Linked DNA regions of Homo sapiens: region 1 is linked to region 2. The links are chromatin loops, found by intact Hi-C in ENCODE. Cell type or tissue: heart right ventricle. All regions are shown on one strand. Each heading gives the region's core, and the rest is flanking DNA. Links, peaks and the distances in the headings are about the cores only.

Evidence for each region. Hi-C counts contacts between places; a loop is a spot of excess contacts. Peaks named below come from ENCODE experiments on the same cell type or tissue, not always from the same donor. Only the 100,000 strongest peaks of a DNase experiment are listed, where the experiment ranks them.
Region 1: it touches region 2 in a loop (6-fold over the local background); 42 of 110 quality-filtered maps call a loop at or near these places.

What each region holds. Positions count from the first base shown.
Region 1 is chr17:12,729,510-12,740,768 of GRCh38, reverse strand. MYOCD (myocardin) reads right to left here. Exons shown (of 14, transcript NM_001146312.3): 6 at 4,433-4,608; 7 at 1,441-1,566. Among named protein-coding and RNA genes, the nearest start is that of MYOCD-AS1, 29 kb to the right of the region's middle. In heart right ventricle, for the core only: no CTCF peak of the experiment used is centred there; DNase peaks (open chromatin) are centred at 5,718 and 8,718; H3K27ac peaks cover 7,219 bases.
Region 2 is chr17:12,540,026-12,551,284 of GRCh38, reverse strand. It overlaps LINC00670 (long intergenic non-protein coding RNA 670), which reads right to left and starts at 1,317. Exons shown (of 4, transcript NR_034145.1): 1 at 1,208-1,317. RefSeq lists a silencer at 5,059-5,353. In heart right ventricle, for the core only: CTCF peaks have their summits at 4,994 and 5,196 (motif pointing left); no DNase peak of the experiment used is centred there; H3K4me3 peaks cover 471 bases; H3K27ac peaks cover 2,150 bases.

The DNA.
Region 1 (11,259 bases), core at 1,622-9,621, 190 kb before region 2:
GAAACTCCATCTCAAAAGAAAAAAAAAAGGAACACAAAGGGAAGTTATTTGGGATAAAACATTATAAAGAAGGCCACATGATTACCAGGCAATTAACTGAAGAGAGAGCAGCCTGTGTACTGTGAGATGCGATGCTGGTGTTTATAGAAGCACGAGTCGCAAGTGCAAAGATATGGACCCAACCGAAGTGCCCATCAACCAACAAGTGGATAAAGAAAATGTGGTACATATACAACATGGAATGCTACTCAGCCATAAAAAGGAATGAAATAATGTCTTTTGCAGCCACTTGGATGGAGCTGCAGGCCATTATTCTAAGTGAAGTAACTCAGGAATGGAAAACCAAGTATCATGTGTTCTCACTTATAAGTGGGAACTAAGCTATGAGGATGCAGAGGCGTAAGAATTATGTAATGGAATTTGGGGATTGGGGGAAGATTGGGAGTGGGGTGAGGGATAAAAGATTCCGTATTGTGTACAGTGTACACTGCTCAGGTGACGGGTGCACTACAATCTCCGAAATCGCCACTAAAGGGCCGGGCGCAGTGGCTCACGCCTGTAATCCCAGCACTTTGGAAGGCCAAGGCAGGTGGATCATGAGGTCAGGAGATGAAGACCATCCTGGCTAACACAGTGAAACCCCATCTCTATGAAAAACACAAAAAATTAGCCGGGCATGGTGGCGGGAGCCTGTAGTCCCAGATACTCGGGAGGCTGAGGCAGGAGAATCACTTGAACCTGGGAGGCGGAGGTTGCAGTGAGCTGAGATCGCGCCACTGTATTCCAACCTGGGCAACAGAGAGAGACTCTGTCTCAAAAAAGAAAAAAGAAAAAGAAAAAAAATCACCACTAAAGAACTTCTCTGTGTAACCAAAAACCACCTGCACCCCCAAAACTATTGAAATAAAAATAAAAATTAACAAAAAGATATAATGCTGAGAAAACTAAACATTTGCTATAATGATTCTAGCTACCTGCCTACTATGAATGAAACCCCGTGGTTATTTCCATAGGAAGACTGGCTTGAATGATGTAAGTTTTACGTTATGCAAGCTTTTCAGGGCTACTTCCCTTGCATAAAATCCAACTGCTGCATACCTATTTTATGAAACTTGCAAATCCTGCCTTACAATCAGCTGTGTCTACCTCAAAGGTGAGCTTATGAAATCTTTTAAGTGGGGAACGTGCTGGCTGGACTGTGATTCCAAAGAAATGCAAACCCACAGCCTTCTCCGTGGCAGAGGTGACTTCTGCTGTGCTGCAAGGATGGTGACCCATTTCTCATCTCCTGTTTTGTGACCCTCCTAGTGAGCTGAACCTCTGCCTGGGTCCTCCGTGTAACTCTCCTCGTGTTGTCAGACCTAACTCAGAAAGTTCTGCTCCAAGTCGGCTCTGTGAGCCGAGCGCTCAGGCAGGGCTTGGAGGCTGATGTGTCCGTACCTTTACAGCAGCATGCACGGCTATGGGGGTGCTGGGGGGGCCAAGCCCCTGCTTCCCCGCATCTGACTGGTGGCTGGGCTGTGAGGCTGAGTCATTTCTGTCATTTTCTGAGCCAGAAGCAAGATCCTGAAATCCAAATGTTACCGATATTAGGAAGATACAGGAATAAGTTGTGTGACACAGAAATGTTAGAGTCCGTATATATACCTCTGCTGCTTTCATCCTAGCTTCTCACCCAAGTAAATATCAGCCTACTCCCTCAGTGGGAGGAGTCACATACGTATATGTGTGTATATATGTGTGTGTGTATATATATGTACATGTGTATACACATATAAATATGTTTATGTGTATATACATATATACATATATATATATAAACTTATCATCCAGCTGAGAACACTTTTGAGAGAGAAAGGGAATCATTCTAAGTAATGATTCCAAAAGACAGGTATAAAACTGGTCTGTTCTAGGCAAACTGGGACATCTGGTCTCGGTGTGTGGGCGTTCCACCTGTGTGTGACAAGGTCCACCTGTCTTGATAATGCAATTGAAAAAGAGCAGCAGGGAAGAGTGAGTGTAGGAATTTGGGGGGAAAGTAGGACAATGAACAAGGTAGATAAAAAGGATGTTAGCAGAAAAAGGGAAAGTGTGTGTTTGGAAGTGTGTGTGTGTATCTCCAAGTGTGTGTCTGAGTGTTTATATGTGCATGTATGTGTGTACGTGCATGCGTGCTTATGAGCATGTGTGTATATATGTGTGTGTGCATGTTAGGTGTATACGTGTGTGTGTGTGCACATGTGTGCACACAGGCATGTATATGTATATGTGGTTTTGTGTGTATACATATGTGAGTCTGTGTGTGTGTTTGTGTGTGCGTGCGCATGCATGTGTATAAAGTCATAAGAAACCTTTACCAGAGGTAGAGTCTGTAAAGGGAAAAATTATTTTCTCTTTCTCTCCTATATTCCTCTGTTTCAACTCTGACAAAAAGGAGCCAGGGCTGCCCATGATCTCTCCATGGGGGGTGAGGAATGAGCTTTGCAGTTCTTCCCTGAGCCCTGCCTGGCACCTGTCAAAGGCCCAAAGGATTCTTTTCTCTTGGAGCCTCAGTGTCCTCATCTGTCAAACATGATTGCCGGGAGAAATGACAAACAATGATTTTTGCATCTTGCCTGGCATTGTTCGGTGCTTGTTCTCTTCTTCCCCTCTCCTAAGGTGAAGCAGAAAAGAACTTGCCTTTTCCTCAAACCATTCTTAAATCAGAAGCTTAGGAATTTACTGTCAGAATAATGTGTACAAATGATCTGATACACCGTTTGATGTTATCAAAGAAATTTGGCTGCAAAGACCAGCTGTGGCATGCAGGGGAAGGAAAAATGCTTTGATTATACACTCTTGCACAATAAACACACAAGTATTCAGCTCAGCTTTCCATGCCTCCCTTTTTCCTCCCATTTCACTTTTTCTCCTTGGCAGCTTTAGGTTTGCTCTGATGGGGTGAAGATAGGCATGACGGTGATCAGTAACTGGCATGGTTTTGGGAAACGAGGCACTGAATGATAATTATTTTAACTGTCCCTAATATCTGTATGGTACTTTTCAGTGGGAAAAAATAACCCAGCTTTCAAATGTATCTAATTTCAGTTCATTGCACAATTTCTGTGAGGCCAGGAGTGGTAAAGGGAAGGGGCTGAGGGTCTGAAGGGCTCTCTGGATAGAGACAGAGTTGGAAGAGCTCACATCTGGCTTTCACACTTACGCATCTCCTTCCCCTCATATGTGGATGCCCGGGTGCATCTCTCTTAAGGGCTCCATACCTCTGGCTGGATTTCCCCGGCGTGGCTGACACTCTGCCATACTTCTAGAGCCCACCAGTTGCTCGGCCTCACAGAGCTTTAGTTCCTTCTCTGTCAGAATCAACCTCGATGATACCTACTTGGAGGGGTCTCTGATTTCAAATGAGGAAACTTTTGTGATGCACTTGGCACTGCCCCTGGCCCAGAGTGAGCACTTAATATGTAGCAGGAACTGTTGTTCATAATCATCATTATTCTTTTTTTTTCCCCCTTTGAGATGGAGTTTCAATCTTGTTGCCCAGGCTGGAGTGCAGTGGCATGATCTCAGCTCACTGCAACCTCTGCCTTCCGGTTTCAAGTGATTCTCCTGCCTCAGCCTCCCAAGTAGCTGGGATTACAGGCGCGCACCACCATGCCCGGCTAATTTTTGTATTTTTAGTAGAGACGGGGTTTCACCGTGTTGGCCAGGCTGGTCTTGCACTCCTGATCTCAGGTGATCCGCCCGCCTCAGCCTCCCAAAGTGCCGGGATTGCAGGCGTGAGCCACCGTGCCCAGCCCATAATCATCATTATTCTTTATAAATGTGCTTTAAGAGTATTCTCAATACATGTTCCTCATGCTCAAGGGTTTGTAGATTTGTACAGAAAGAGGTGAATGTTATGGTTGGGTTGGGGCTGAATTTTGCTGCAGCTTGCTAGGTAGAAACCTGCTAAAAGCAGAAGCAACGTGGGCCTCCCTGCCTTGGAGAGAGCCAGCGTTTCCTTCTCTCCACTCCCTGGAGCCCCGTAGTGAGTCCTCAGTGCATAGAGAGATGGTGAACTTTGAATCAGTCCTGCTCTGGCACTTTCTAGCTGGGAGATTGTTGGCGAGTCATCCAATCTCACTGAGTCTTAGCTAGTTTGTCCATAAAAATGGAGATAAAAGGTATCTGCTTGGCAGAGCAGATGCTTAATGGATAAGTTAAAGGGTGTAGTTCTGGAGGTTCTCTTTCAGTGTTTTCTGGAGCTTTTGTCACCCCACACAGAGGCCTGCGCTGAATAGAGTGAGAAGAGGCATCAAAATGCTGTGGCAGCCAGGGACATCTCTGCATTCTCTAAGCAAAACCAGCTGTTAACAGTGTTGATGTTAAGACTGAAACGATAATACACTGAGATGCTGTTTTACTTTTTTCGTTTGTTTGTTTTGTTTTTTACCTGGTTTGTCCCCAGAGAACCTGTCGAAGGGGTATCTGAGGCTTTAGCGTCTGGCGGGGATCCCGCTGAGTTTTGGGGGTCTTCACTTCGAGTCTGATCCGGAGAAAGCCCATCGCTGCTGCTGTCCTCTTCAAAGGCAAAAGCATCCGTGGATTTGGAGAAACTCACCTGGTTACCTGAGGGGGTGAAATCCAGGAACTTGGTCAGTGGCTTAGGAGCATCAAAGGGCATTTTTGGAAATGCTTCGATGTGTCATTTCTATTAAAAATACACCTCTCTCTCTCCAGTTTGTTTTAAGTTTAGGTAAGAGTGAAGCTATACTTTAAATTATTTGGTTTATAAAAAGCGGTTTGTTTGGCATGGAGGAAAGAGTGCTCTATCAAAGGTCTATCATCACTTGTTAAACTTTATTTTCACGTTTCTGCATTTCTTCCTGTTTTCTTTGGGAACCCATATGTTTTTGAAACTAAACTGGGGAAGGTAAGGAAAGAACAGGGAATGCTGGGTGCAGAATGAGGCCAGAGGAAAACATGGTGGGAGCATGCGCCCGTGTCCCTCGGGTTTTACGATGAGAGATGGAATCGAGATGACAGCCTGCCATTTGCATCATCTTCAAACATAAAGCAGGGCGCACAGCACGCAATGTTTAGCAAACTTTGTTAATAAGGATAAGCTAGGACAGCTACTAAGTTTAAATTCCTAAATGTCAGAATTAGCTAATGTCACCAGTGCATCCCAAAGAGCCATTCAACGAATGCATGACTGTTTACAAAAGCCATAAATGTGTCTCAGAAACCTCAGCTTGATCCTCATTTTTTATTATTTGGCATTTCTTTGTATTCCTCATATCTTTGTGTCTATTTTGGAATTCCTCAATGGCTCACACAAGCAGAGACTCTTCCTCTGCCGCCTGCATGGTTTTGCTAAGGGAACAGACAAATTGGTGTGGGAGAGGGGTTATCACACCAGATGGGACTAGAATGACATCCTTACATTTTTATTTGCCAAATTTCATCTGGTTTATTATCCAGCTGCACAGTACACAATGTGCTGAAGCCACATAGCTCTCCTGACCCGAGTCCAGGGACTGCTCTGCGCTAAAGGAATTTAGGTATTATCAGGAAGTTTTCCAGTCTGATATTCTGCAATCACACTGACAAGAACTTTTGACTCTTGCCTTGTGCAGATAAGAGAAAGGAGCTCTCACCGCAGGGATTGCAAAGGCAACGAGGAGCTGGAAGTAATGGAACAAATGTGGCTTTGGGCTTGTCATCGCCACCACTGCTGGCATCTGTCACAGGCCCTCTCACAGGCATCCAAGTGTCACATCAGGAAGGAGGCCGTGCAAGGACAGGGCAGGGGGAAACTCCAGTCACAGGCCCATGGGGCGGCCCACTAACTGGGAAGGGTTTGGGGCTGAGCATTTCTGCTCCAAGGTTATTTATAAAAGTCATTATCGCTTTACCATGAATATAAAAGTAATACATGTTCATCATAGAAATTCATACCTTAGAAAAATGCCTAATGTGGCTGGGCACGGTGGCTCATGCCTGTAATCCCAGCACTTTGGGAGGCCGAGGCAGGTGGATCATGAGGTCAGGAATTCGAGACCAGCCTGGCCAACATGGTGAAACCCCGTCTCTACTAAAAATACAAAAATTAGCCAGACATGGTGGCGAGCACCTGTAATCCCAGCTACTCCGGAGGCTGAGGCAGGAGAATTGCTTGAACCCGGGAGGCAGTGGTTGCAGTCAGCAGAGATCACACCACTGAACTCTAGCCCGGGCGACAGAACAAGACTGTGTCTCAAAAAAAAAAAAAAAAAAAAAAAAGGATCATGTGTATTACTGAGGGCCAGGTAGGCATGCAGTAGGTGGGTGGGTGGATGGGGGTTAGGGGGTTAAGTGTTCCCCACTCTAGAAGTCACTGCATTTTCTTGGGATCCACATGGCACGTGCCCCGGGCCAGTGCCATTCACACTCTCAGAGACCCTGCATGTGACTTTGTCAGCCTCTCAGGGCAGCCAGTCTTCTCTGCCCAGCAGGACCCTCAGTCTGAGAGCTTTGTGATGTCACCTCCCCTGCCCACTTCCTTCAGTCTAAATGCATGTGGACCTTCTCTGATCTGATACTTCTCATGACAAAGACTCCTCCTCTCTCCACACAGGGTATCACCTCCCAGATGTGTACAAATTAGAGGAAATTAACCAAATTGCAAAATCTACATATTCTAACATGGGTGGAAATGTTAAGAGAAGGGGAGAGAGGGTGGTTTCTCCTCTTATGACCCCAAAACCCTAATTTCATTGTTTCAAGTAGAGAGAGAGCAAATAATAAAAATAGCAGGTGGCTGAGTAGTTTACCTAGCAGTGGCAGCAATAGCAAAAACAGCTAACTTTGTTAGACTTCATAATAGTTCAGGAAGGGGGCACATTTTCTCATTTCTTTCTTTTTTTCTTTTTTCTTTTTTTTGAGACGGAGTCTTGCTCTGTCACCCAGGCTGGAGTGCAGTGACATGATCTCAACTCACTGAAACTCCCCCTCCGAGGTTTAAGTGATTCTCTGGCCTCAGCCTCCCAAGTAGCTGGGACTACAGGCATGCGCCACCATGCCCAGCTAATTTTTGTATTTTTGTGGAGACAGGGTTTCACCATGTTAGCCAGGCTGGTCTTGAACTCCTGACCTCAGGTGATCCACACACCTCGGCCTCCCAAAGTGCTGGGATTACAGGCGTGAGCCACTGCACCCAGCCTTCTCATTTCTTTTTAATAAATGAACACATTGTAAGGTCAGGTCTACCCAGTTATTTTGAGACTGAACTAGGACCACAGTATCAGCCGTTGGAATCTCAGACTCACCTGGTAGAGGGGGTGGCAGAATTAGTCATCTTTCCTGGAAGTCAGCAGGTGAAGCCATTGTATGGTTTATGGTACATCATCAACCTGCTTGGTTGATTGGGGGATAGGTAGGGCAGGGGTAACACAGAAAATGACCAACATCTCTACTATTTGGTTGTTTTTTTTTTTTTGAGATGGAGTCTTGCTCTGTTGCCCAGGCTGGAGTGCAGTGGCACAATCTCGACTCACTGCAACCTCCACCTCCCGGGTTCAAGTAATTCTCCTGTCTCAACCTCCCAAGTAGCTGGTCCTACAGGCACCTGCCACCACATCTGGCTAATTTTTTGTATTTTTAGTAGAGACAGGGTTTCACTGTGTTAGCCAGGATGGTTTCGATCTCCTGACCTCGTGATCCACCTGCTGTAGCCTCCCAAAGTGCTGGGATTATAGGCGTGAGCCACCGCGCCCAGCCTACTTCGTATACATAGGTCATATGCTAAGGCTGTCTCCAGAATTCCACAAAATAGCTGAATTTTTGAGATCTGAGGGACTGACTGTGACATCTTGCTTTTGAGGAACAAAGAAGGCAGGAGATTCTGGGAAGGGAGAGTCCCGATGAATTTAATTCGGACTTGCCTCAGTAAAGGGGTGGAAAGATTGTTGCAGCCCTGAAGTTACTACCAGTGAATCAGCCCTTTCCACTCTGACACCTGGCATTTGGTGACCCCAGGTCGAAGCACAAGAATGATGTCGAAAAGTCTAGAAGTTGAGTATCTGGAATAAAGGTGTAGGTAATCAATCCCCCTTTCCCCAGGGCTGGACGGAGCATTCCTAAATTGTTGCGTTTAACTCCAGCCTTCCCATTTTAAGAGGAGCAGAGACAAGCTGAGGTGTGATCAGATAAGATATGGCTAAGAGAAGAGACAGAAAACCATGAGAAAGGAGATCCTTGTATCTGGATGGGACACAATCAGAGAATCTGTCACGGGCCAGACTGCCTGGTGAGTGCTGGTGGTGGTTACAGAGAGGAGACAGCGATGCGAAGTTGTCCAAGAAGCCTCCCGGAGGAGGTGGGATTGAATGGAGCCTGAAGTGACTGTCAGCGGTGGACAGGACAGCAGAAAGGGAGAGGGGCGCGTCTGACAATGAAAGGATGGGGCGTGTGGACGAGAAATGATAGAGTGGCCATTAGCATGCTTGGGTTGGGGAGGATGACAAAGAAGTGCTTTCAGCCAGGGGAGAGGGCTATTTTAGGAGCCAACCCCTGGAGAGACATTGCTTGTAGGAGTCTCCCTTGCTTAAGTCAATGAAATGAGGAAACCATGAGTGCATGGAACTACATCCCGCGTACGGGTTTACACCTGCGTAAACAACCAGGATGAGTGCCAAGGCCCCAAATATGACTCCTCTCCGGTATCTAAAAAGCACAATGTGCCAAGTTAGAACATACTGACAGCTGCACTGAGGACCACTGGTCGCTGTCCAGGCCACAAGATCTCACCATGGGGGCCCCTGTCAATCACCACTCTTTCAGGGCTACAAGTGACTGGTTTAGATTTGCCACTGCCAGGGCAGAAGATGAGGGAAAGGGCAGGGAGCCCAGACACAGCTATAGACTTAGCTCGTCGCTGTTGATGGGAAAAACCTTAACAGTGGAGGGGCTCCTGTAAGTACATAGCAGTGGCTTCCTTTTGGCATGAACACCTCCTGTGGTGTTCGGTGTGGCCCACAAGGCCCTGGGTTCTGGAGTCAGACGCATTTGAGTTTGCTTTTTGGTTCTACCAGTTCAGGGATAGCGTGACAGTTGGCAAGTTATTTGACCTCTCTGAGCCTCAGTTTCCCCATCTATAAAATGGGAATCATCATCATAATAGCTAGCTTTCAGGGTTTCGAGGATTAGGTAATAACATATGGAAAGCACTGGGCCCAGTTCCTGACGTGTAAGTGATTAATAATTTCTTGCTGTTATTGTTGCTATTGTTGCTATTGTTTTTGGTAGGAGCATCTGTTTGTCTCAAGTTTAACATCATCAAAAATAAACAGACCACCCGGGAGGCAGTTTATCCTCTGGTCAGCTTTGCAAAGGTCAGCACAACTCCAGAACCAGAAAAACTGGTTGGTCCTGAGAGGTTCCTTCTGGGAAAGCAAAGGCGGCCCTTCCTCAGAGTAGGAGGAGTGTGGGTGGAAAGGCTGGCATGCCACTCCCTCTCCTTCCTGGTTCAAGCCAAGCCCATGCAGAGAGGGACAAAGGTCACCTTATCTGACTGCCTCTGGAATGACCAAGTCTCCTGGCTCCGTGGTGTGACCCTGGGCCTCCGCTCCAATCTTCCCCAGCATGAGGCTGGCTGGGAGCTGATGGAGAGCGGTGTGCTGGCTATTGTCCCTGCAGACGCGTCGGGGCTGTGATGACAAGGACCTGCTTTGGGAAGCCCTGACATCATCCTCTGGCTATGCTCGCAGGACTGGCTCTGGGCACTGGCCCCTTGGGGATCTTGGGCTGGTGACTCGGAGCCTCTCCTCTCCCTCTTGGAAGTGATCAGATGAATGAGTCAGCTGTACTTTCTTTGCATAAACATTTAAAATGCCAAGATTAAAGCAAGATAATTGGAATCCTAGTTACCTTTCTGTGAAGACCCACACCAAGGGCAGGAAACCATGAAGTAGAATATGAAAATGCGCCTCCTTCCTTATCAACCTGTGAGCTGGCCCGGTCCACTGCAATAGAAGCTATTTTAAATCATGGACAGACTACCTCCTGACATCCTGGAAGAGACTGAAGCAAAATTTGTGTCCTAAGGGAGAAAGTCGTACACAGAAAGGTAGCTATAGTTTCAGTGTAGCTGTTGCCTAAAGACATTTGCATAGATTTAGCATGTCATAGTCTACAGACTGATTGGACTATCTAACCAAAGTCAGAACTCACTGCTCTGGAAAGCGATCAGATGCTTTTATTATGGAAATGGCATAATAGGTAGATGTTGGAATGACTAATTTTTTTTACTCAGATCCCTGGCACTTTAGAAATTTGCCTTATGTCTTTTTTTTTTTTTTTTTGAGATGGAGTTTCGCTCATCGCCCAAGCTGGAGTGCAGTGACGCGATCTTGGCTCACTGCAACTTCCACCTCCCAGGTTCAAGCGATTCTCCTGCCTCAGCCTCCCAAGTAGCTGGGATTACAGATGCCTGTCACCATGCCCAGCTAATTTTGTATTTTTAGTAGAGATGGGGTTTCTCCACGTTGGTCAGGTTGGTCTCGAACTTCTGATCCCAGGTGATCCACCACCGCTCAGCCTCCCAAAGTGCTGGGATTGCAGGCATGAGCCACCACGCCTGGCCTTTTTTTTCCTTTTTTTGAGAGATAGGGTCTCACTCTGTCACCCAGGCTGGTGTGCAGTGGTTTGATCATAGCTTACTGCAGCCTCAAACTCCTGGGTTCAAGTGATCCTCCTGCCTCAGCCTCCCGAGTAACTAGGACTACAGGCATGCACCAGTATGCCTGGCTAATTTTAAATTTTTTTGTAAAGATGAGGTGTCACTATGCTGCCCAGGATGATCTTCATGTCTTTTGATACACCTGATCCTAGGGCCACACAAGTCAGGAAAAGCAGTTAACCTGTGTAAATACCTGCCCTGCGTTGCTCTTGAGGTGAATCCTCTAGGGATGAAAAATAACATTAGGCAAGGCGGGCAGATCACGAGGTCAGGAGTTCGAGATCAGCCTTGCCAACATGGTGAAACCCCATCTCTACTAAAAATACAAAAATTAGCCAGGTGTGGTGCCACGCACCTGTAATCCCAGCTACTTGGAAGGCTGAGGCAGGAGAATTGTTTGAACCTGGGAGGTTGCAGTGAGCAGAGATCGCGCCATTGCACTCCAGCCTGGGCGACAAGAGCAAAAACTCCATCTCAAAAAAAAAAAAGTGCTTTATCCTGTCTCCCTTTTCTCTTTGACAGGATGCTCCTCAGCCCCTCCCAGAGCCTCAAGCTGCCCT
Region 2 (11,259 bases), core at 1,348-9,347:
CTATGTGTCAACTGCATCAACACTATTATGGTTGCCGATAGTATTAAGCTAATGGCTTTCAAGGACAGAAGTTTGTACTAGTGGTAAAAAAAACAATAATAGTGTAACTAATTCATTGAACACTTTATACACATATTACCTTGTGAGGTAAGTACTATTATCATCTCCATGTTGCAGGTGGGGAAACTGAGGCACAGAAAGACAACTTGTCCAAGGACACAGAGCCCAGAAACATGGAACCAGACTTGGAACCTTCATATAAAGGTGCAGTCACCTTTGCTGGCTTCCTACTGTATGTCAGGCCTTCCTCTTGGTGCTTCATACAAGTGGTGGGAAATTCTTGGGAGATATTTGCCCATATGTTTTCCTTGGTATTTCCCGTGTTTCTCCCCATTAGGCAGCTAGGCCTTCTGTAAAGCTTCAGGGAAGGGAAAACCAGTGAAACAAAGATAACAGAGGAGTCATATTTTTAGCTTTTGAGTCTCAAATGGCAGGTTCTGGTCATAAACTAAAGATTTGGAAGATTAAATGAAAAGCTGGGAAACTTTTTCTCCAGACCAGACAAGACTTTTCAAATTTGAGAAGGAGATCCAGGGAAGCCAAGAAACCTGACGTGATGGTTGAGTTCCCAGGAAGGAGTCCTAGCGTGTAGCACCTGCCTGCAGCCTGGCTAACCGGCAGGGCAATGGTGGAACATCCAGGCAGGGCTGAAGGTGGAAAGCTACATGGATCTGACATCCATGTAGATGTCATGTAGGTTTTGATGAGAGCATCTTGCTTTGACTGAGATTACATCTCCACGATGAAGCCAAATAGGGATTCAAAATAGAAACTAAGTCGAGTTATAAAAATATAAAAAGAAAGTTGCTTTTCTTACACAGCTGAGTTTTGGGGCACATATGTACCCACACATTCATTATCTCTATTCTGCACAATGACCTGTGGAGTTATTTTTTATCATCCCCATATTATAGCATTTGATTACAGAGTGGAAAAATTACTTGCCCAGGGGACACAGCTAATAAGTAGAAGAAAAAGTACATTAGGAGAAAAGTGGAAAATAAACAATGAAGGAAAAAGAAAAATAAAAGAAGTAGTGAGAAATAGGTAGAGATCGCAAGGCATAACCTCCGAGTCACAATTCTCCCGGAAAGAACATTTCTCTTTATTCTCCAAAAAAGTGAACATTTTATCAGGATATACTTACATTTTATTTGGAGGAATAGTCATTTCCTTGATCCCTTTTCCCGAAGATCTAGCTTGGGACCAGACGTTGTGAAAATGTAGCCAGCCTCCACGAAGGAGTTATTTCAACTGTGTCGTCGCTGCAAAAAAATTACATGTGAATCAGAGTTCTATCATGGAAATTATGCTTTGGGACAAATATGTTATGAATGACGGCTCATAAAATCATGCCAGTATGTATGCTATCACCGCATTCAATTATTTTAACCTGCTGTGAACTTGCTTGTGATAAATCATGGGAAAACTAAAGAGAACTATCTTAAGCCACTGCACTGTTTCACTCGCTCAAGTCATTCACGGCTCTAAAAATACAATTTATATCATTGGATTCCTGAAATTCTTTCAGTGCTTACATTCTGATTTAAGTGGCATTAAAGCTAGGGCGATTAAGCTGAGAAGTCCAAGGCTACCGAGCAATGTCCCCCCGGGGTATTAGCTGTCTATCAGATCGAGAACACTGTTTATCAGACTCCCAGGAAGAAAGCAATTAGAACGTGGCCTGTGGGTTGGAAAAAGGCTTGAGATTCTCAGCCTGAAAAAGGAAGGATCTTTCAATAACAGCAAGTGTGACACTTTTGGTGGGACTCATCTAGAGTAGGGTGATCATAAAATTTAATAACCATCTTAGAACATTTTGGGACTTGATGGGGAGACCATTAACATTGACATCAGGAATAAAGTAGGACTGTTTTTTCAAACACACAACACACAGCTGTTTTTTCAAACACAAACAGAGAAGGATTTAATAAGGGACTAATAAGAAAAATGAAGTTGAATCTCCTTCATGTTTAAGGACCACTTCTTAAATCCCTTCTCCATGGACCATCTGGAGAAAAAAGTGGGTTCTTTACCTGCATTTTCTCCACAGTCCTGACATTATTCTTCATATACCTTGGGGAACACAGAGCTGCTGGTACTGCTCATACAAGCTACTGCACGGTATTTGTGCACAAGCAAAAAGCGGACTGGGTTAGGTTTGAATGCGTCGCTTTTATAAACACAGAGTTAGGAGATGTGAGACATGAAGTTATGGAGTTACAGCGTGATTGTGAGAAAACGCCTCCCTGGGAAAGAACCAAGGCACTGTGAATCAAGTATTGTGGACAGTAACTTCTCCAGGCTCAATTTCCTCCACCAGTAAAATTAGGTAGCTAGACTAGACCCGTGATTTCTAATCCAGGCAGCATATTAGGGTCACCTGGAGAATGTACCAATGTCCTCGCCCACTCCAAGAGATTTTATTTAATTAGGCTGGGATGAGGCTCCCCCAGGGACTCTGACGTGCAGCCTGGGCTGAGAACTGCTGGAAGACTGGAATGTTTCTGAGGTCTCTACCGACTTTTATTGGGCAGCCTCTGTGATGGTCTGAGCTTTTGGGAAAATTAAAAAGGAAGGGGCAAGAGTGATCCATTACCATTGGCATTGGCTGGTTACAGTTGGAATTGTTCAGATGCAATGTTTACTAGGATGCTTTGTGGAGTTTTCTACCCTCTGTCTCATGGCTGGGGACAAACCACCAGTAAATTACATTCCCTCCTAGGAATACAGAGAATATGGCCTGGGTATGGAAAGAAGCCTAGTAAGTCTTGAGCAAGTTTCTATGTAGCTGATGTCCTCAACATGATAATGTAATTAAAAATATATAAAGCTCTTCCTGGGGTGCCAGTTTCATGCCCTGCATTGACCAGGGCCAGATTTCAAAGTGGACGTGAGTCTTTCTAGGTCAAACGTTTATTCCACCATTGAGGCACTTCTCACATAATGCTTTGGGATACTGCCTGTGACACAAGTGACTTGGAAAACAATTATGGATGTAAAAAATGTGATGAGAAAACCCTCCTCATCAACCATACTCCAGGGATTTCTGGATTTGATTACCAGCTTTCCAATGCTTGACGATTTGACTGGTATTTAATGCTTTCTCATTTTTCCTGATAGGGACCACTAAGCACGTTATGTTCTTTCTCCCAGTTGGCAACTCAACAAAGGCCAGCCATAAAAATCTCCACTTGTGTAATAAACTGTTGTACGATCTACTGCTTATGAACAAGGTCCCTGACTGAAAATGTGCAACCTTTCTGCACGTTAAACACAAAACAGATGGAGGTTTGAAAATAACTTTCTTCTTCACGGGAGGGAAAAGTTAAAGGAGGGAGAGTAAAACTCATGGTCAGAGGCCTAACTTCCCAAGCCAGGGGCTGAACTCTCCATCCAGGTTGACAGGGACAGCCGCATTCTTTCAAGGATACTGCCTACCGTCAGGGACCTGGGAAGTAGGAGGACGGTTAGGCTTTAGGAAAATGGTGCGTACAATCATGGATAGTGAGGCCGGCTGAGCTGCTACTTACTAGCTGGATAAATGAGCCAAGTCACTAATTTCTTTGAATCTGTTGTTTAAGCCTCATGTGTAAAATGGTGATAACCTAGAGCTCTAGACCCCAAGCACACTGGGGAATGGAGTAGCTGAAAATGTAAATACTCTCCTCGTTACTATTGTTTTCAATTTTCTTTTGTTTATTTGCTGGTTTTACGTGTGTAAAAAAACCAAATTACATATTCCTGGGACAGAAGAAATGGCGAAGCCAATCATTTGTAAACGATGTAGGAATGCATGCAGGTATGCAGAAATTAATATATGTCTATTTATTTGCTTATAGTTTGTCCTGTTTTCACAGAAGGAAATTGAGGTAGTTAACAAGGATACTCATTTATCATGTACTGGTTAATAGTATATAATTTTATTTGTGGAAATGACAGAGTTTGGTCATTAAAGGAAATTGAAACTTCATCTCAGAATAATAAAAGCACTGCCTTCCATTTGTGGGATGCTCCTGAGAGCAGTAAACATGCTCCCCCTATTGTAAAGTATAGATATTAAAGTCTTTATAAAATGTCCTGACATCTACAGGAGGTTTTCTTCAAAAAAGAGAATCATGTGAAGCGCTGAATGAGATATCTTCTTCACTTTTTTTATTTTTATTTTTATTTTTATTTTGAAACAGAGTCTAGCTCTTGTTGCCCAGGCTGGAGTGCAATGGCACAGTCTCGGCTCACTGCAACCTCCACCTCTCGAGTTCAAGTGATTCTCCTGCCTCAGCCTCCTGAGTAGCTGGGATTACAGGCACACGCCACCACGCCCAGCTAATTGGTGTATTTTTAGTAGAGATGGGGTTTCACCATGTTGGCCAGGTTGGTCTTGAACTCCTGAGCTCAGATGATCTGCTTGCCTCGGCCTTCCAAAGTGCTGGGATTACAGGTGTGAGCCCCCGCACCTGGCCTGAATGAGAAATCTTCTAAAGGAGTAAGATGCCACAAGAATGGGGTGGGAAGACTGGACTTTTAACTGGTTTTGTCAGTCAGGATACAGTGAGAGAAAGAGAAACGATATCGGGAATTTCGAACACGCAGGATTTAATACAAGAATGATTCCTCAGGTGTTGGTAGACTGGAAGCACAAAAGGAATACTGAGGAAGTTTGGTTATTCAGTTTCCTTTAATAACCAAACAGTCATTTCCACAAATAAAATTATATGCTATTAAGCAGTATATGATAAATGACTATCCTTATAAACTACCTCAATTTCCTTCTCTGAAAACAGGGCAAACTTTAAGAAAATAAATAGGCATATATTAATTTGTACATACATGCATGCATCCCTACATCATTTATAAATTATTGGCCCTGTCATTTCTTCTGTCCCAGGAATTAGATATGAAATTTGCTACTACCCCTGAGCTGACGCAACAAAAGAAAAAAGATGCAAGTTGTTGAGGCAATGGTGCTCAGATCTCTGAGGAAGGGGCATAGCCACTGCTGATGGCGGCTCTACAGGACATAGAAGGTTCTGGAAGCTCCAGAAAAGCCCAGTTCCAGGCAGCTGCCTCTCTCTGAGCAACACTAAATTCGAAAAGTAGGAGTCCATTCTCTCTCTAGCACCACCTATTGGCAGAACGTAAGAAGTCAGCAGATGAGGGCGTAGGCTGCAGAAGGATGGGTATGGAGCTGAGAGGCAAGAGGGCATGACTGGTGCACGGGGGCGGGTGTTAGCTGGAGACACTCATGGAGTAGGATGGCGGGCAACATCCATGAAAAATAACTGAGACAGATGCAAAAGGAAAATAAGCTCTATGGCCACATTTTCCCAGAAGCGAGAAAGAAGCAAGTGAGAAACCAATTGAATGCTATTGCAAAACGGACCGCACTGATGCCCAAAGAAAGCTCATTCTCCCCTAACAAACTCTTCCACAATTGTTTAGTGAGTGGGAGAAAATTAGCGAAGATAACAGAGCTACTTAAGTGGTAGTGATTCTTTTCCACAATTCACATATTTACCCAATAGTCCCAGGTGTTTTACTCTGCTCTGCGTAGCTGCCAGCCAGAGCACTGCAGCCAGTGACTGGACTTTATTTGCATTTAACACTTTTTTTTTAAACAAAGTCTATTAATTTATTTAATCCTCCTGCAGGGCTACTCATCCATAAAAATATGATGTATTCAAAAATATGTCTACTTCTCTGGTGTGTGCAAAAGGGAAACAAGCCAGATTTAAAAAGCTACATATTGTATTATTTCATTCATATGATGTTCTGGAAAAGGCAAAGCTATAGAATGGAAAATCCTGTATCAGTAATTGTCAAGGAATGGAAAACCCTATATCAGTAATTGTCAGGGCTTGGGGAAGGAGGAGTAGTTGATTACAAAGAGGCTGCAGAAGGGAATTTTTAGGGTGATAGAACCATTATGTGTGGCAAAGTAGGAGAGGATTAATGACTGTGCACTTGTCGAGATCCATAAAACTTTATAGCACAAAATGTGAATTTCAATGTATGCAAAGTAAAAAAATAAATAATAAAGCCACAGGATGTTAGGGGACCCCAGAAAAGAATGTAGAATGTGACAGAAGAATCTAACTGTGTTACAATGTACGACACAACCTCACTGCAGGATATGGGTGAGGGAGGGAAGGATTGAACTAAGTAACTTTGGAAAACAGCATTTTGACTGAAAACTTGAAGGCTAAACACAAAAGCAGCTGTACCTATACAATGTATTCTAGTTGGTAATGTTGTTTCTCCTGGGATTACTGGCTAACAATTCCAGAACTGTGTTCCATGCATAGCAGGTTTGACAAGTAAATAAGTAAATGGATGGTGGAGGACAGTAGCCAGTTTTCTTGCTGTTCAAGAGGAAAGTTATAGAAAAGCAAAGGTAGGAAGCTAGGATGAAACAGTTTGTCCTAGATGAGAGACATCAGCATGAAGTCAGGTTTAGGTTTATATATATGTAATACATACATATAGAACTCCTTATGGTACATGTGTATACTCAGGCAGTTCTTAGGTCTAGAAGCCTAGAAGCAGTAACACCTGTGTAACAATAAGCCTGCCAAGTACCCTGATCTCAGTTACTATTCTCCAATCAAGAAATCAGGGCTCCTTGGGGAAATGGCTGGTTCCAGGACTGGTGCAACAAGCATACAAAAATGAGCCTGGAGTATCCTGTAGGGTGAGAAAGTAAGAAAATGCTCAAAAATCAAACTGATGGGGGGCATGCATGTCAAAGGGACTTACAAGCCAACCTGAAAGAGCTCCCAATGGCTGAAGCTGGAACAAGCTGAGCAACAAAATAAATAATGTAGCATTTTATTATAAAAATAAAAATAAAGACAAGTCTTCCCTTACAGAAGAATAACATATAATTTTTTTTTTTTTTTGTGACAGAGTTTTGCTCTTGTTGCCCAGGCTAGAGTGCAATTGCACAATCTCGGCTCACCGCAACCTCCGCCTCCTGAGTTCAAGCAATTCTCCTGCCTCAGCCTCCTGAGTAGCTGAGATTACAGGCATGTGCCACCACGCCCAGCTAATTTTGTATTTTTAGTAGAGACAGGGTTTCTCCATTTTGGTCAGGCTGGTCTCGAACTCCCGAACTCAGGTGATCCACCCTCCTCAGCCTCCCAAAGTGTTGGGATTACAGGTGTGAGCCACCGCACCTGGCCAACAAATAATTGATGTAAATATTGCTCTCTCCAGGAGGTGACAGGCTTCCAAAGAGTAGCATATGAAGAGGGATGAAGAACGGTAACTCCGCAGTGGAGAGACGCGACAAACGCTGCCTTGGCCAGAGGCTCAATGTTAACGTCATCAGTTGGTAGCATGAACTTTTGATATGATATGATAGGAAAGGCACTTCCTCTCTATGGCAGCCTTCCCCAAAGCCCATAATCCCAGTCTAATGGTGAGAAAATTGAGGAAAATTTTACAACATACCTGACCAGGACTCATCAAAACTGTCAATGTCATTTAAAAAAAAACGGAAAGACTGAGAAATTGTCAGAGACAAGAGGAGAGAGGGGAGACACAATGACAAAATGTCATGTGGTATCCTGGAGCAGAAAAAAGACATTACTGGAAAAAAATAGTGAAATCTGAATAAAGTGTGGAATGTAGTTTTCGGTAATGTACCAGTGTTGCTTTCTTGATTGTTGCAAATATGCCATGATAATGTAGGACATTAGCAATAAGGGAAATTGGATGAGGGGTATGGGAGAACTCTGTATTACCTTTGCGACTTTTCTATAAATCTAAAACTATTCAGAATTTTAAAAATTTACTAAAATACCATTGATATGGTTTGGATATGTATCCTCTCCAAGTCTCATTTTGAAACATAACCCTTTTTTTTTTTTTTGAGACGGAGTCTCACTCTGTTGCCAGGCTGAAGTGCAGTGGTGCGATCTCGGCTCACTGCAAGCCTCTGCCTCCCGAGTTCAAGCAATTCTCCTGCCTCGGCCTCCATTGTAGCTGGGATTACAGGCACACACCACCACGCCCGGCTAATTTCTGTTTTGTTTTCTTTTTGTTTGTTTGTTTTTGGTGTTTTGTTTTGTTTTGTTTTGTTTTTTTGAGATGGAGTCTCCCTCTGTCCCCCAGGCTGGAGTTCAGTGGCATGATCTGGGCTCACTGCAAGCTCCACCTCCCGGGTTCACGCCATTCTCCTGCCTCAGCCTCCCGGGTAGCTGGGACTACAGGTGCCCGCCACCACGCCCGGCTAATTTTTTGTATTTTTAGTAGAGACGGGGTTTCACCGTGTTAGCCAGGATGATCTCGATCTCCTGACCTCGTGATCTGCCCGTCTCGGCTTCCCAAAGTGCCGGGACTACAGGCATGAACCACTGCACCCAGCAGAAATATAACACTTAATGTTGGAGGTGGAGCCTGGTGAGAGGTGTTTGGGTCATGGGGGCGGGCCCCTCACGAATGACTTGGTGCCCTCCCTATGGTAATGAGTGTGCTCTTGCTGTGAGTTCACAAGAGATACGATTGTTTAAAAGTGTGTATCACCCCATCTCTCTTGTTCTCACTCTCCATATGACACACTGGCTCCCCATCACCTTCTGCCATGATTGGAAGCTTCTTGAGGCCTCACCAGGAGCAGATGCTGGCACTAGCTTCCTATACAGCCTGCAGAACCATTAGCCAATGAAACATCTTTTCTTCACAAATTACCCAGCCTCAGGTATTTTTTAATAGCAATGCAAAAATGGCCTAATACAACCAATTACAAAACATCCCCAAATATAAAGTACCTAGAGATAAAATGAACAAAGATATGTTAGATTGCTGTCTAAAAAAACCAAGTTATTGCTGAGACATTACATTTAACCTAAACAACAAAAACAATATGCTGTGTTCATGGATTGCAAACTCAATATTATTAACATAACAATTGCCCCAAACCTAACTGATTGAACCAAGCAGAATTCTTTTTTGTAGAAATCGACAAGACAATTTTGAAATTTATATGGGCATGCCAAAGGGATGCGAAACAACTGTGAAAATAAAACACAGTTGGAGCACCTATTCCACCTAACTTCAAGACTTACTTTTTTTTTTTTTTTTTTTTTTGAGATGGAGTTTTGTTCTTGTTGTCCAGGCTGGAGTGCAGAGACACGATCTCAGCTCACTGCAACCTCTGCCTCCAGGGTTCAAGTGATTCTCCTGCCTCAGCCTCCCGAGTAGCTGGAATTACAGGCACCCACCACCACACCTGGCTAATTTTTTGTATTTTTTAGTAGAGACAGGGTTTCATCATGTTGGCCAGGCTGGTCTCAAACTCCTGACATCAGGTGATCCACCTGCCTCGGCCTTCCAAAGTGCTGGGATTACAGGCATGAGCCACCGCGCCTGGCCAAGACTATTAAGTGACTATAATCAGAACTGTGTTGTATTAACAACAACAAAAATGGACAAGTTATCATTGGAACAGAATACAGAGCCCACAAATAGACCCACTTACATACAGTCAAATGATTTTTGAAAAAATGTAAGAGCAATTCAACGGAAAGGAAAGTCTCTTCAACAAATGATATTGGAACAACTGGATTCTAATATGGTAAAAAGAAGCTCAATCCCTATCTCACAACAAGTCACAAATTAATTTGAGGTAGATCACAGGCTACATGTAAAACCCGGAACTATAAAACTTCTAGAAGAAACCATAAGGCAAAAAAAAATCTTCTCACCTTAGAGATACAAAGATTCCTTAGAGAGGACACAAAAAACATTAACAAAGTGATAGATGGAAGTTCATCAAAGTTTCAAACTTTTACTCATCAAAGAAACCATTAAGAAAATTAACGGGCAAACCACAGACTGGAAGAAAATATTCACAACACATATATCTTGTGAAGGGCCCGTATCCACAATATATAAAAACTTTTATAACTCAATAATAAAAGAAAAATGACCTAATAAAAAAAAGCAAAGATTTGAAGAGATACTGCACAAAAGAAGACAGGAGAATAGACAAAAATACGTAAGAAAGTTTCCATCATCGGCATCAGTGATTTGGGAAATGCATATTAAAACCACAAAAAGGTTTTACCGCACACCATTAGAATGAAAATAATTGGGCTGAGCATGGTTAAAATGAAAATAATAGGGCTGAGCATGGTGGCTCATGCCTGCAATCCCAGCGCTTTTGGAGGCTGAGGTGGGAGGATTGCTTGAGGGCAAGAGTTTGAGACCAGCCTGGGCAATACAGCAAGACCCTGCCTCCACAAAAACCTTTTTTTTTTTGAAGTCAGCCAGGTGTGGTTGTGGCGGTGTGACCTACAGCACTAGCTTTGTGGGAAGATGGTTTGAGCCCAGGAATTCTAGGCTGCAGTGAGATAGAATTGCACTACTGCTCTCCAGCCTGGGTGACAGAGCAAGACCCTGTCACTAAATAAATAAATAAATAAATAAATAATAAAAAGGCAAAAAAAGAAAAAGAAAATGATTGATCACATCAAACCAAATACTGGAAAGGATTCAAAGTAACTGAGACTCTCATACATTACTGGTAGGAAAGTAAAATTGTGCAAACGTTGAAAATTGTTTGGAAGTTTCTTAAAAGCATACCTTTATCCTATGACCTAGAATTCTACTTCTAGGTATTTATCAAAAGCAATGAAAACATGTGTTCCCAAAAAGACTTATACAAGGATATTCATAGCATATTCTTAATAATCCCAAACTGAAATATTCATCAGCATCAACTGAAGAACAGATACATTGTACAATGGAATATTACTCAATTGTAAGAAGGAATAAACTACTGCTTCATATGACAGTTGGGATGAATCTCAAAAACATTATTTTGGGTGAAAAGTCAGAAACCAAAGAATATGTGCTATATTATTTCATTTACATGAAATTCTAGAATGGACAAAACTAATCTATGGTGATAGTGGTTGCTTCTGAGGTTGAATGACTGGGGAAGGGCGCAAGGGATTTCTAGGATAAACTAAGTATTCTCTGTCTTGATAAGAGAGAGTTACCCAGGTTTGAGATCACGCCGCTGCACTCCAGCCTAGGCGACAGAGCGAAACCCCATCTCAAAAAAAAAAAAAAAAAGAAAAGAAAAAAAAGAGAGAGAGAGAAACTTACCCAGGTGTAATTTGTCAAAACAGATCGAAATTGTATGCATCACTGTATGTAGATTATGTCTCATTTTAAAAAGAATCCATGCAA